Regions from separate parts of the Homo sapiens genome. Here regions 1 and 3 are each linked to region 2. Evidence: chromatin contacts called from ENCODE Hi-C or POLR2A ChIA-PET data. All regions are on one chromosome and are shown on one strand. The core of a region is the stretch at or near the end of the contact, and the rest is flanking DNA. Distances in the headings are between cores, read along the strand shown. Region 1 holds the start of JKAMP (JNK1/MAPK8 associated membrane protein). Region 2 holds the start of HIF1A-AS3 (HIF1A antisense RNA 3). Region 3 holds the start of DAAM1 (dishevelled associated activator of morphogenesis 1).

The links. A loop is a pair of places that touch in the nucleus more often than their neighbours do. ChIA-PET counts read pairs that join two places held with the same protein, here RNA polymerase II (POLR2A). Pooled maps may share reads with other maps.
Region 1: a loop to region 2 is called in a map of naive thymus-derived CD4-positive, alpha-beta T cell, with 30 times the contacts of the local background. The contact joins the promoter of JKAMP here to the promoter of HIF1A-AS3 in region 2. A Hi-C loop is called at or near these places in 2 of 168 maps with a recorded cell type or tissue (both naive thymus-derived CD4-positive, alpha-beta T cell) and 10 of 50 pooled maps. POLR2A ChIA-PET finds 5 or more read pairs at or near these places in 1 of 52 experiments (activated CD4-positive, alpha-beta T cell).
Region 3: a loop to region 2 is called in a pooled map, with 4 times the contacts of the local background. The contact joins the promoter of DAAM1 here to the promoter of HIF1A-AS3 in region 2. A Hi-C loop is called at or near these places in 1 of 168 maps with a recorded cell type or tissue (CD4-positive, alpha-beta memory T cell) and 7 of 50 pooled maps. POLR2A ChIA-PET finds 5 or more read pairs at or near these places in 1 of 52 experiments (OCI-LY7).

What each region holds. Positions count from the first base shown.
Region 1 is chr14:59,482,523-59,486,565 of GRCh38, reverse strand. It overlaps JKAMP (JNK1/MAPK8 associated membrane protein), which reads right to left and starts at 2,049. Exons shown (of 7, transcript NM_016475.5): 1 at 1,973-2,049. The coding sequence starts at 1,976. It overlaps L3HYPDH (trans-L-3-hydroxyproline dehydratase), which reads left to right and starts at 2,158. Exons shown (of 5, transcript NM_144581.2): 1 at 2,158-2,757. The coding sequence starts at 2,250. RefSeq lists an enhancer at 1,804-2,083.
Region 2 is chr14:61,749,082-61,752,581 of GRCh38, reverse strand. It overlaps HIF1A-AS3 (HIF1A antisense RNA 3), which reads left to right and starts at 1,485. Exons shown (of 3, transcript NR_144368.1): 1 at 1,485-1,697. HIF1A-AS2 (HIF1A antisense RNA 2) reads left to right here and starts at 3,493. Exons shown (of 1, transcript NR_045406.1): 1 at 3,493-3,500. RefSeq lists a silencer at 1,154-1,463.
Region 3 is chr14:59,187,329-59,191,027 of GRCh38, reverse strand. It overlaps DAAM1 (dishevelled associated activator of morphogenesis 1), which reads right to left and starts at 2,361. Exons shown (of 25, transcript NM_001270520.2): 1 at 2,260-2,361. RefSeq lists enhancers at 729-778, 1,209-1,368, 1,079-1,838, 2,619-2,858 and silencers at 1,729-1,948, 2,009-2,148.

The DNA.
Region 1 (4,043 bases), core at 800-3,299, 2.3 Mb after region 2:
ACATTTCTCCTTTTACACTGTGACACTGCAGACAGTTATCCTGGAACCTTGCTGTTAATACCGTGCCTTATGATTAAGGTCCTCAACCAGCAGAGCAGGATCTATCTCCAGGACTCAAAGCCTAACCCGGTATGATTAGAGGATACTTCTGAGTTTAACTGATTATAAAGTTCAAATATACATATATTTTTAAATTAGAGCACCAGTAGAGGGTCACCACCTTGTATTTTGCCCAGTCAGGACATTAAGCACCCACATGTAGACACACAATTATCATTATCACCTATGTTCATAACAGAACACATTTTCACATGGGAAAAGCAGAGAGAACATAATTTCATAACAGAGGTATGCAAATTACCTTTATAAAAAGTTTCCTACATTGTCCTAGCTTTTATCATTTTTGTGGAGGATAAGTGAAAATTTCATCAAGGCTGTCACTGGGCCAATATTTTAGAAACCACTGCATTAAAATTAAGCCCCTGATCTAAAGGCTTAGGGGAAAAGCAGCTATTCCTTACTTAAAAAAACCCCAACAACTAAGAACCTAATACGTTGTCTTTGACCTTATTCACAAGAAATTATGGAAGTTTTCTTCATCAGTGACATCTGATTCCCTTCATTCATTCATTGATTAAAACAAACAAACAGGCTCGGTGAGGTGGCTCACGCCTGTAATCCCAGCACTTTGGGAGGTCGAGGTGGGCAGATCATGAGGTCAGGAGTTCCAGACCAGCCTGGCCAAAATGGTGAAACCCCGTCTCTACTAAAAATACAAAAATTAGCCTGACGTGGTGGCGCGCGCCTGTAGTCCCAGCTACTGGGGAGGCTGAGGCAGGAGAATCGCTTGAACCCAGGAGGCAGAGGTTGCAGTGAGCCGAGATCGCGCCACTGCACTCCAGCCTGGGCTACAGAAGGAGACTCCGTCTCAAAACAAACTGCGGTCTACATGTGAATTAATTTGAAAAATTATGCATCTTTTGACTATTCTTGAACAATCATTTCCCAAATTATTCACGAATTCACAATCTAGACTGCCTGGTCTACAGTGCCTTCTCTCCTTTCACATTCAAGCAGACTTTTTACTTCCTTCTCCTTATGCTGCTGAGAGAAAAAGAGAAACAGCATTGAATAATATTCCTCCAGTTTAATATTTTCGCTTTTAACAAATTTCGGACTTAGCTTTTTAAACCCACTGGCCTCTTTAATGGGCGCTTATTTTTTTTGTAACCAATTGTAATCACAATGTTCTAAATTAATACATGAAAATGAATATTTCAGGTTTTTCAAGAATGCAGAAGGTAAGGAATTGGAAACTTCTGTATGGGCTTTACATCTAGTAGATGCTTAATAAATACACGTGAATATCAATAATCTAAAGTTTCTCAAAATCCAAGGCCTGAAAACCAGTATGATAAACTGAACTGAAATAAACAGCCTATCACTTACTAAGCAAAACCCAGGCTCCAAGCGACTGTTGAATTTCTCCTTTCATTTCCTTTAGCGAACGATGGCTAAAGTTTTAAGATTCCATTTTTTTGCAGCGGTCCTGCCCTTTGTGACGGGCGCTATAAATCTACGTTTGAGGTTGAAGCAGTAGACAAATTATGCAGCAACTTGCTTCTGCTTTACTGTTTTTTCTGCACTATCACCCGCGTTTTCAATTCCGAAGTCAACCCTCAAGCAAGTGTTCCCTCGACATTAAACTAAGGGACTGAAGAGACATTTCGGACCAAACAACAAAGACCTGGCATTTCGCCGCAGACAGCGCGCCTCCCCTAGTAGCCCGTTGCGGACAGACCACCCCAACCCCGCAGGAGTGCGGAGCCCGGCCCGAGGGCGGGCGGGGTCAAGGGGCGAGCCTGCGCCGCCAACCGAAGGCCGCCTACAAAGAGCCGAGCCCGAGGCCAGCCGTGTAGGAAAGTAGTCGGGACTACCAGAAACGCTTCCCGGGATCTTGGCGACCACTCACCCATGGGCCGCCTGAAGGTTTTTTTCGAGAAGCACTAGATCAGCGGATCTGGCAGCTGCACCGAACATCCGGGCCACAGCGAGCTCGGCGGCTCCGCCTCCCGGTAACCCGGGCGACAGCTCCGAAGTTCCTCCCTCGCTTCCGGGTTTAGGCTCCGAGACCCCGCCCCCCGGACGTGGCTGGTTAGCGTCCCGCCCTCCTCCCGCGGAGTCAGTGGGTGAGGGTCGGGCTTGAAGCCATAGCTGCGGGACCGTACTCGTCTCCCCCGACGCAGACCATGGAGAGCGCGCTGGCGGTGCCCCGGCTGCCCCCGCATGATCCAGGGACGCCGGTGCTGTCGGTGGTGGACATGCACACGGGCGGCGAGCCCTTGCGTATCGTGCTGGCGGGGTGTCCGGAGGTGTCTGGGCCCACCCTGCTGGCCAAGCGGCGCTACATGCGCCAGCACCTTGACCACGTGCGGCGACGGCTCATGTTCGAGCCCCGAGGGCACCGGGACATGTACGGGGCGGTCCTAGTCCCGAGCGAGCTGCCGGACGCGCATCTGGGCGTCCTGTTCCTGCACAACGAGGGCTACAGCTCCATGTGCGGCCACGCAGTGCTGGCGCTGGGCCGCTTCGCTTTGGACTTCGGGCTTGTGCCGGCGCCCCCTGCGGGCACCCGCGAGGCCCGCGTCAATATCCACTGCCCCTGCGGGCTGGTGACCGCCTTCGTGGCATGCGAGGACGGCCGCAGCCACGGACCGGTGCGCTTCCACAGCGTCCCGGCCTTCGTGCTGGCCACAGGTAATGGGCGGGACCTTTCCAGCCCAGGGCAGAGCTGCAACCGGGACGCGACTAACTACATTAACGGTTTTTCTGGGCTGGAACTCTGGCAACTAACCTACTCCGCGAAACCTTGCAATTAATAGAAAGGTAAATCACTGCCAACGTGTGTCAGCAGCCTTGCGTATTTGGTGCGTGTAATTTCGATTTTCCCTGACTCCCATCCGCCTGTGGTTTTGGGAGACCCTTGAGGAGCGAGGAATTGCGTGTTACCCTGACTCAGCGCCTCCCTCTGCACTGGTGAGGCATTCCTAGAGATTTCACCGGTGGATAAAGCAAGGTACGGTGGGGTCAAGGAAAGAGCGAAGAACAGCCAATGTACCAGGGTTCCAGGCTGGCTGAGAATATGCTTGGTAGACACAGAATCACACTTAATAAGTTACTAAACCTGGTCTCCTTTCCTCACCTCCCCCACTTCTTTGAAGAATTAAATGAGAATGAATGAACAAAGCAGTTTATAAATCATTAAGATACGAATGTTGCTTTTCTTTAAGAACAGGAACACACATTGCCTGGTTTCAAATCCTGATAACCCCCTAAAGCTGTGCAACCTTAGGCAAATTACTTAATCTCTCTGTGCCTGTGTTTCTTCTTTTCCCTCATAGAGTTTTTTTGTTAGGATTAAATGAGAGTATGCAAGATACTGTATTCCTGGAGATAGATTGCAAGGTTTATATGATCGCTAAAGTTCCCTAGGCCTATTGAGCCATTAAAAGGTTTTGCTGGATTCTCTAGTACAGATCCTTGTACAGCTTATCATGTAAAGCAGGGCATCTCTATAACCATAACCCTTACAGGAGGGATGACCTGGCAAGCTGGCATCTGGTTTCTCATCAGACTACTACCTCCCAGGAGCTGAATTCTATCAGTAAGAATGCTTTAGTCATTGTGACTGGAAGTGAGCCAGGAGCCAGTTTACCAGGAATAGAGTTATCCTTTTCTTAAAAATCTTCAAGCCATGCAAATCATCTGTTAGAAAGTTGGACCTTGATTCCCCCTGAAGAACTAGGTTTCAGATTAGCCTGATTATGAATGATAACTGATAGAACAGGCACTTTTAGAGCAACCTTAGGCAGCTGAAATCCACGAGTTAACGAAGAATGCCTCTGGAGAAATTGATGCCATTTTCCCAGAGAATGGTGTCACTTCCAGACTGGGAGGCCACTTGAGGGAGACAGAATTTATGTTTACGATTCCATTTTTAAAACCTCAACAGTTTAACTAGCGTGGCTACCAGAATTCCCCCT
Region 2 (3,500 bases), core at 236-2,735:
ACAGTTTATGACTTCTGTCCAGCTTGTTTCTGTACGCCTATGAAAGATTTTGTCATAGCAGTTGTATGTAGAACCGTTTTTAAAAATCCATTTCAGAGGAAATAATATTATCCAGTCATATTTGGAAAGGATCTCTACATAAAACAGGGTTTTTAATGTTAATATTTCAAAGATCTTTAAAATTAGATTTTACTTCACAGAATCCTAATCTACTTGTCTGACTTTACACAGTGTTTCTCTACTTTGTAAAAAGCATGACCCTTTGTGATAAATATTACAGCCCCACCAGCCTGCTCTCTTCTATGGAAAATTGTCCATCTATAATGATTATGCATCCGTAGGACCAAAAGAATTATGGCACTCTCATTAAAGGGCACCTCCCTGATTAGACACGAACACACACACATATGATAAGTGAGGCTACAGATCAGTTTTTATTAGTAAAAAAGTATCTAAAACACCTCAACTACTTTTGAAAAGTGTACCTTTGCTTTCTATAAAATGCTATTTGAGGAAACCACAAACAATGAATTTTCCTGAAGGAAACAAATGAAAATAAAATGTAAAATGTAGTGAGCTGTGGATATGCAGAGGCGAAGTTATTTATTCTAAATACCTGGCTTTGTACTTTATAATACATTGTGCAATCTGAACATACCAATTATTACAGAGATTAAGGCTCCAAGCTTTTTCCGTACTCTATACACTCATCTCCCTTCTGTCCAACAAGATTATCTTCTCCCAAAGGATTCTCAATAGCTGGCATACAATAAAATCAAAACAGTAAAAAGCCCAAAAAACCACCCCCCACAAAACCACCAAAATAAAAACGGCACCAAGTGGGATAAAGTTTCGAGATCCTTAACTAGGCATATCTCAACGTGCTTTATTTAAAATAAACGAACTCTTTGAGTGCCTTAAGAGGAATATATTTAAATAAACATAGAACTCCTCTATTTTTGATTAGATGTCTAATTTTTTTTAAAAAAGTATTATATAACTAACCACTATCCAATCTGTTAGAACTCAACTTTTTCTATTCTACAAAGAAAAAGCTTCATACCCCAAAGCATTTGCTTGGGAATTTCGGGAGGCAGCTCTTCCGCAATACATCAAGTCCCATTCGCCCACGCCCCCCCCATCTAAAAAACAAAGTTTGGGGAAGCACTAGGCTTCCGACTTTGACAAGTCCCAGAAGACAAAGCCCAGGGCTGACCCCCCACGCCTGGCGCCGCCCGTTCGCAGGCCAGGAGCGGCCAGGGCCTCCCGCATGCGCTCCCACACGTACGCGCAGCGGGCAGCAGCCACCCCACAGCGTACACGAAAGTCGCCTTGCGCGGCTGGAGCCCTGGAGCCCACGGCCGGGGCCGCGGGCGGGGCCCGGGACTGCGGTGCTGCGCCCGAGCACGTACTGAGGCGTGGCCTGCCGCGCGCCGGGCGGGGCTCGGGAAGTTTCTCGGGTTGGCTTGGGTTTCGCATCCTCATCATGTAGCGCCAGCCACACCAGGAACAGAAGGGTGCCGGGTACCTTCCGCATGCTTGGTATTCTCCCCGCGGGGCTCTGACCGCTGCCGCTCTCAGGCACCTGTCTTTCCTCTCCGTCCCAGAATGGAGCCAAGACAAGGGAATAAACGAAATTCAATAGTACACGGAGATCGGGTGTCTGGGCAGCGTCTTGGAAAAACTATCCACTACAGGTAAGAATAAAAATTATGTCCAAACCTCTGAAAGGTGTGAACACATCAAAGCTCCAGAAGGCGTTCATAGGAAGGTTTATGGTAAAGTATAACTTTTATCCTACAGGGAGACTATTTTTGTATCGAATTCCACTAATTTCACTATTTCTCTGTAAAATAATCTGGGACGACAGGTTCATCTCTATTTAAAGGAACGAAATGTGAGCAAAGTGGTTAGTGGAAAACTTAAAAAAAAAAAAGTAAAAGTTTTTTTCTTTACATTTTTGTTGGTTCCAGCTGGCAACACGTTTGCAAAGGTTTTATTTAACCAAATCTTAATGTTGAAAAAAAGAAAAAAAGAGGATTCTTTACTCTGCAACTTGTTTTAGGTATTGCTACTTAAACATTTTGAACTTTTAGATTAAGTTTCTACAAAGCGAGTAATTTTAAGTTCATCTTTTCTGTACAGAGGCTTCTAGGAGGAAAATAAGATTTGGAATGATAATCGTGAGGTTATAAAAACTTAAACATATCTATTATGCCATTAAGTCAAAACAGCTCTGGGAAAAAATACCATACATTGATACAGTCTTTTATAGTTTGTGCTTTCCCATTCACTACCTTGTTAATTTGAGTTAATGTCTCCATAACTGGATATCTCAATCTCTAGTTCAAATTCAGAACCCACTAAATGGCACTTGAAAACACTTTTATTCATTTCTATTTATGCCCTGCCACTCCTCTTAGGACATTCCCTCAATGTTATGTGATCTCATTACTTTCAAGTGACATCGGATCCTCAGTTTTCCACACCTCCATTGCCGCCTTCTGTTTGCTATTTAAACAAACAGTTAACAATGGAGAAAAGGGTATGTTCAACTGGATTGGCTAGCACTGCAGGGTGGTTAGCTCCATGGACTTTGGAGTCACTCATGGCCACCTCAAAAGCTCCGAGCCTTAGATCACTTCTTCAAGACTATATACTGTATAGATATACTCCTCCCTTATCTGGTACTGCTATGAATGAACTATATATAGCATTTAGATCTCAAATGAAGATTTACCCAAGCTCTAAAAGTAATAGATGGCAGACCAGAAATGTAAGCTTAAGTCTCCTGACTCTAAAGTCAAACTTAGAACAAACTTGGTTTGTTTTTTAATGATACTGCATTAAAAAAATTAAAATAGCTTTATTCTTTTTCTCCTGTATTTTTATGGAATAGCTACATTTCTTTTATACTCAGAACATACATTCTCATTTTTCTGGGTTATGAGTATAAAAGAAATACAGCTGTTTCATAAAGTAAGGATTATAGTTGCCAGGGTTGGGTTATAAGCCTTGGACAAAACCATTATGAAGAAATTTGTGACGGTGCATAAAATTGGGAAGGGCCAGTTCTGCTATTCCGTAGCTTAAAGCACTCCAAGGAGCTTGTTGTCTTAGTGACTGAGCAGTGGGTAAGTACTTGCTTCCTTCCAGCTGTACTGTCCTTTAACGTGGCTTTCCCTTCTCAATGCTTTCAGAAGTCATTTTCCTGAACTCCTGGTCATTACATAATCTGCTTTTACAAATAGTTTTCAACTGAAGCTAATTTGCTATACAAGAATAATTTTTTGTTTTGTGACCTGTGAATACTAAGCAACCACTTTATTCTAAAATACCACTTCTAGTATACTACTATCTGTAACTAAATGTTGAAGCACTTTGGGTCACAGTGTTTGTGCTTAAGTATACCTGTGCCCCCCCCCCCCCCAAATTTTGCACTGAATCTTAGTATTAACTTTTGTTCCAAAATTTTCATATAATTGTAATCACTGTCCTCC
Region 3 (3,699 bases), core at 1,112-3,611, 2.6 Mb after region 2:
TAACTGCATTCATTAGGAATCTATAAAAAGGCAAAACCTAAACAATTAGTTATAATACTAAAGTATAATTAGAAGGGTCCAGATACTGGAATAATAGTAGTGGTAGTATAAACAGTATTATAAATAGTCACATAGCTGCCTTGTCCATATAACCTGACGGCACAGTATCAGAAGCCAAGTTTAAACCCTTAACTTCAGATTACTTTGGGGTCGGGGACGAAAAAGGACAATGACCAAGTCTATCTTGGAATCATAGGCCATTGCGCCTAGAATTAACGTTAGGAAACCCTCTCTACCCTTTCCTCACATTACCAAAGAGAAGACTGAGGTTCCCAGAGGTAAAGGGTTAATCCCAACGTGGAGTAGCCAGTGACTGACAGAGCCAGAGTAGGACCCAAGGCTCCTGGTTATGGCCCTGCATGCTTCACCCTCAAGGACCTGCGCCCTCTAGCCTGGCTTTAGATTTTATGAGAACCACAAGGGACTGCAGTGTCTTCCAGCCGTTATTAATTGTCCCTAATCACTTCCAATCAGCTGCACCTAGAGCAAATTGAGGGCCTTTGCTGGTGACCAGAGAGCTCTCTTTATGCACAACAGGGGAGGGCGCCTTTCATGACAAAGCTGCCTCCAACACCATAAACTACCTTATTGGGGAAATGATGCGGCTAGCCCGAAAGGGGGAAGAGATTTTTCAAATTATAATTTTCAGAGTTTGCCTCAGGAAAAAGGCGCCAAACAATTAGTTTCAGGGAGAGAGGTGGCGTGATGAGGTGTGGCACGGGGAAGGGAAAGGGGTTTAGAACTGTGTCCAAGCTATTTAGGAGAGAAAGGGGAGAGTCCCGGGGCTGTGAAAGGGGCGAGGAGGAGAGAGCAGCTGGGCCAGGGCGAGCGTTTGACCACACCCACTAGCCACTCCCTCCCAGCTGCCCGCAGAGCCACATCGAATCGAAACAGCAGTGGCAGCGGCTAAGATTCCGAAGGCAGGAGTCGCCATGGCAACGGGATTCATCTTGCAGGCAACTCCGCTTCGATTCACTGGGTCCTGCTCGAATCTCAAGAAACTACCAGCAAAACGGTCACGGTGGCATTTGCTCTTGATGCTCTCCAGAAAGTGGAGATGAAGGAGAGGGGAATGGAGTTCAGGCATCACTAAATATGTTATGGGGCGAGAGGTAGCTCCGCAAAGCCAGGCCGTGAACAACTTGAGACCTTAGCAGGGTTTGATGAATGAGTAAACGAACAAATGAAGGTACTAGGAAAGGCAAAGAACATCCAGAGGACTGAGAGCTCTGGGCCTCCTGCACGTCTCCACTCAGAGGGCAAGCCGATCACAAGCAGTTGGCTTTCAGAACCAGCTGGGTAAACCCGATTATCCAGCCCTCCTGCCCCACAGCGAGCCTAATCATTAGATTATCCGACACCTCCACCCCCGCGCTACCACCTCCTGGCCCAGGGCTTCAGGGCAGGCGCTTCGCCCCAGCCCAGGTGCTCTACACCAAGGGACCGTGGAGACTGAGATGCGCCCTCCCGAGAGGGACGGGCGGCAAAAGCCCTCTGCGGTGCCTCACAACCGGGTCCGCAGGCGGCGCAGCCTCCCCGGCCGCCAACACCCTGCTCTCCCTCCGCAACGCCCGATTTCCCTTCTCTCTGTTTTGAAACATTTAGGTCCAACTTAGTCTGAATTACAGGCGCTCCGTCCCTTTCGAATGGGGCTGGAAGTGAGGGTGCCAGGGGCACTGGGGGCTCTGCTCGGACGCGAACGGGTACACGAGTCCCTCCTTCCCTGTCGCCACCGCCGTGTCCACCAAGCCTGCCTCGGGGTTCTCCCTCTCGGAGCCGCCGGGCCGGGAGCTCGCGGACGCCGCTGCAGTACCCGCGGCCCCAGCCCCGGGGAGCCTTCAGCAAGGCGGCGAGTGTTACCCCGCCAGCTCCTCGGCCAGCCGGGCGCCTTAGAAAGAAAGGGAGGGACCCCAGTCCTTGGGGGCGTCTTCCTCCCTGCTGCCTCGGTTTGCGTTGCGCTGCAGCCATTTTCCCACCCCCAGCTAGGCAGCCGAGAGCTGTCTCGGTCCCGTTCCCACCCAGACCCAACCTGAAGGACGGGTTTAATATTTACCTACTGGCCCGGGAGCTCCGGGGAGGCAGCAGGAGGGCGCGCCGCGAACCCAGCGCCCAGCCCACGGAAGCACGCCCACCCCCGCACCACTGAGCAGTGCCACTTAATGAATGAGTGCGGCGGGCAAGGAGGAGCGTCCCCCTTACCTGAGCAGCCCCTGCATGCTGGAAAGGCGGCTCTGCACTCTGGGTACAATGGGATCCGGTTAAACAGTTTCCTTCACAGCCGCTCGTAGGTTACTAACTCGCAGGTGACATCACCCTCTCCTCGCCTGATAGGATACAAAGTGGCTCCCACTGCGCATGGACGCTCCGGTCGGGCGCGCAGACTCCTGGGAGTAGTGGTCCCAATCTATTAGCGGAGCCGGGACAGCTTTGCTGTCGGGACTCGCGGAACTACATCTCCCGACACACTCCTCCGCCCTTCTGCCCCGCCTCTTATTCCCGCCCCCTTCAGGACCCGCCCCCTCCCAGCCTTACAGCCTTGCAGTGTTAGCGGTGGTCGTTCCGAAGCCGAGCTGCGGACCGCACGGGAGAGTGGGAGGGCTGCCCTGCGGTCGTGTGTGTTGACTTGACCTCTACTTTGCCCGGCGCGGGCTCTGAAGGATCGGAGAGGTCCGGGGCTCGCGTGGTCCGGCCAGGCTCGCTCTAACTGGTCTTTCTTGGTCCCTGCTGGGAAGGGACGATTAAGACTTTTCTGCCTTCCCCAGGCGTAGCAGCTAATTCAGAGGGCTTACTGTTTTCTGGGTTAAATACGGTCCTCGAATTCTCCCCGCTCAACACTTCCAGAGGATGGGGCGACGCCGGTCCCAAGGCGGAGGAATCTCCTTGTACCCCCTCAATTCACCTTTCTCTTTTCTGCTTCCCGTTTAACGGAGACAAGGTGACCAGGCAGAACGCGGGGAACCACTTAGTCGGCTGAGCTGACAGAATAACGGAGGTTGTCACTACCAGAAGTGCGGTGTGATAGACTAGACAGTCGCCGCAACCCTCCGTCAGGGCGCCTGCTGCTGCTGCAAAGATAATACTATCGTGCAGCCATGCTTTTGTTCATCCCTGCAGCAGACTTCCCGCGCTGGTGGCTCTCCACTCCCAGGAAGAAAACGTCCTTGTCTAAAGTTTTAATAATTGTGTATCTATGTATACACATGTTTTTAAATCCACAACACTCTCACCTCATTTTCCATACCTTTTCAAATATTTTTATAAAGACATTAAACCAAACAACATCGTGCCGTTCAAGAATTGCCCTGCTCTTAACACACCTAAATATTTATTTAAAGGTAAGCAAAAGGTGTGTAGCAGAATTCTGACCCTTTAGGCAGGTTGTATTGTTAATACATAATTTTTTCCGTGGCATTTTTCATTATTCAGTGAATACCAAGTGTCTTTTAATATGAAAAGAATCAATGCATTTAGTTACTCGAGTTGTAAATGTAAATTTTAATGGCATTTGATGTGTCTCAATTCCATATAATGATCAGCTCACACACCCGTTCCACTAGCAAAATCTCTAGAAGACTGTGCATCTTGTGAAAAAAAGGTTCACAATTAAGATTTCAGACAACTCCCTACTGAAGTGTTGGT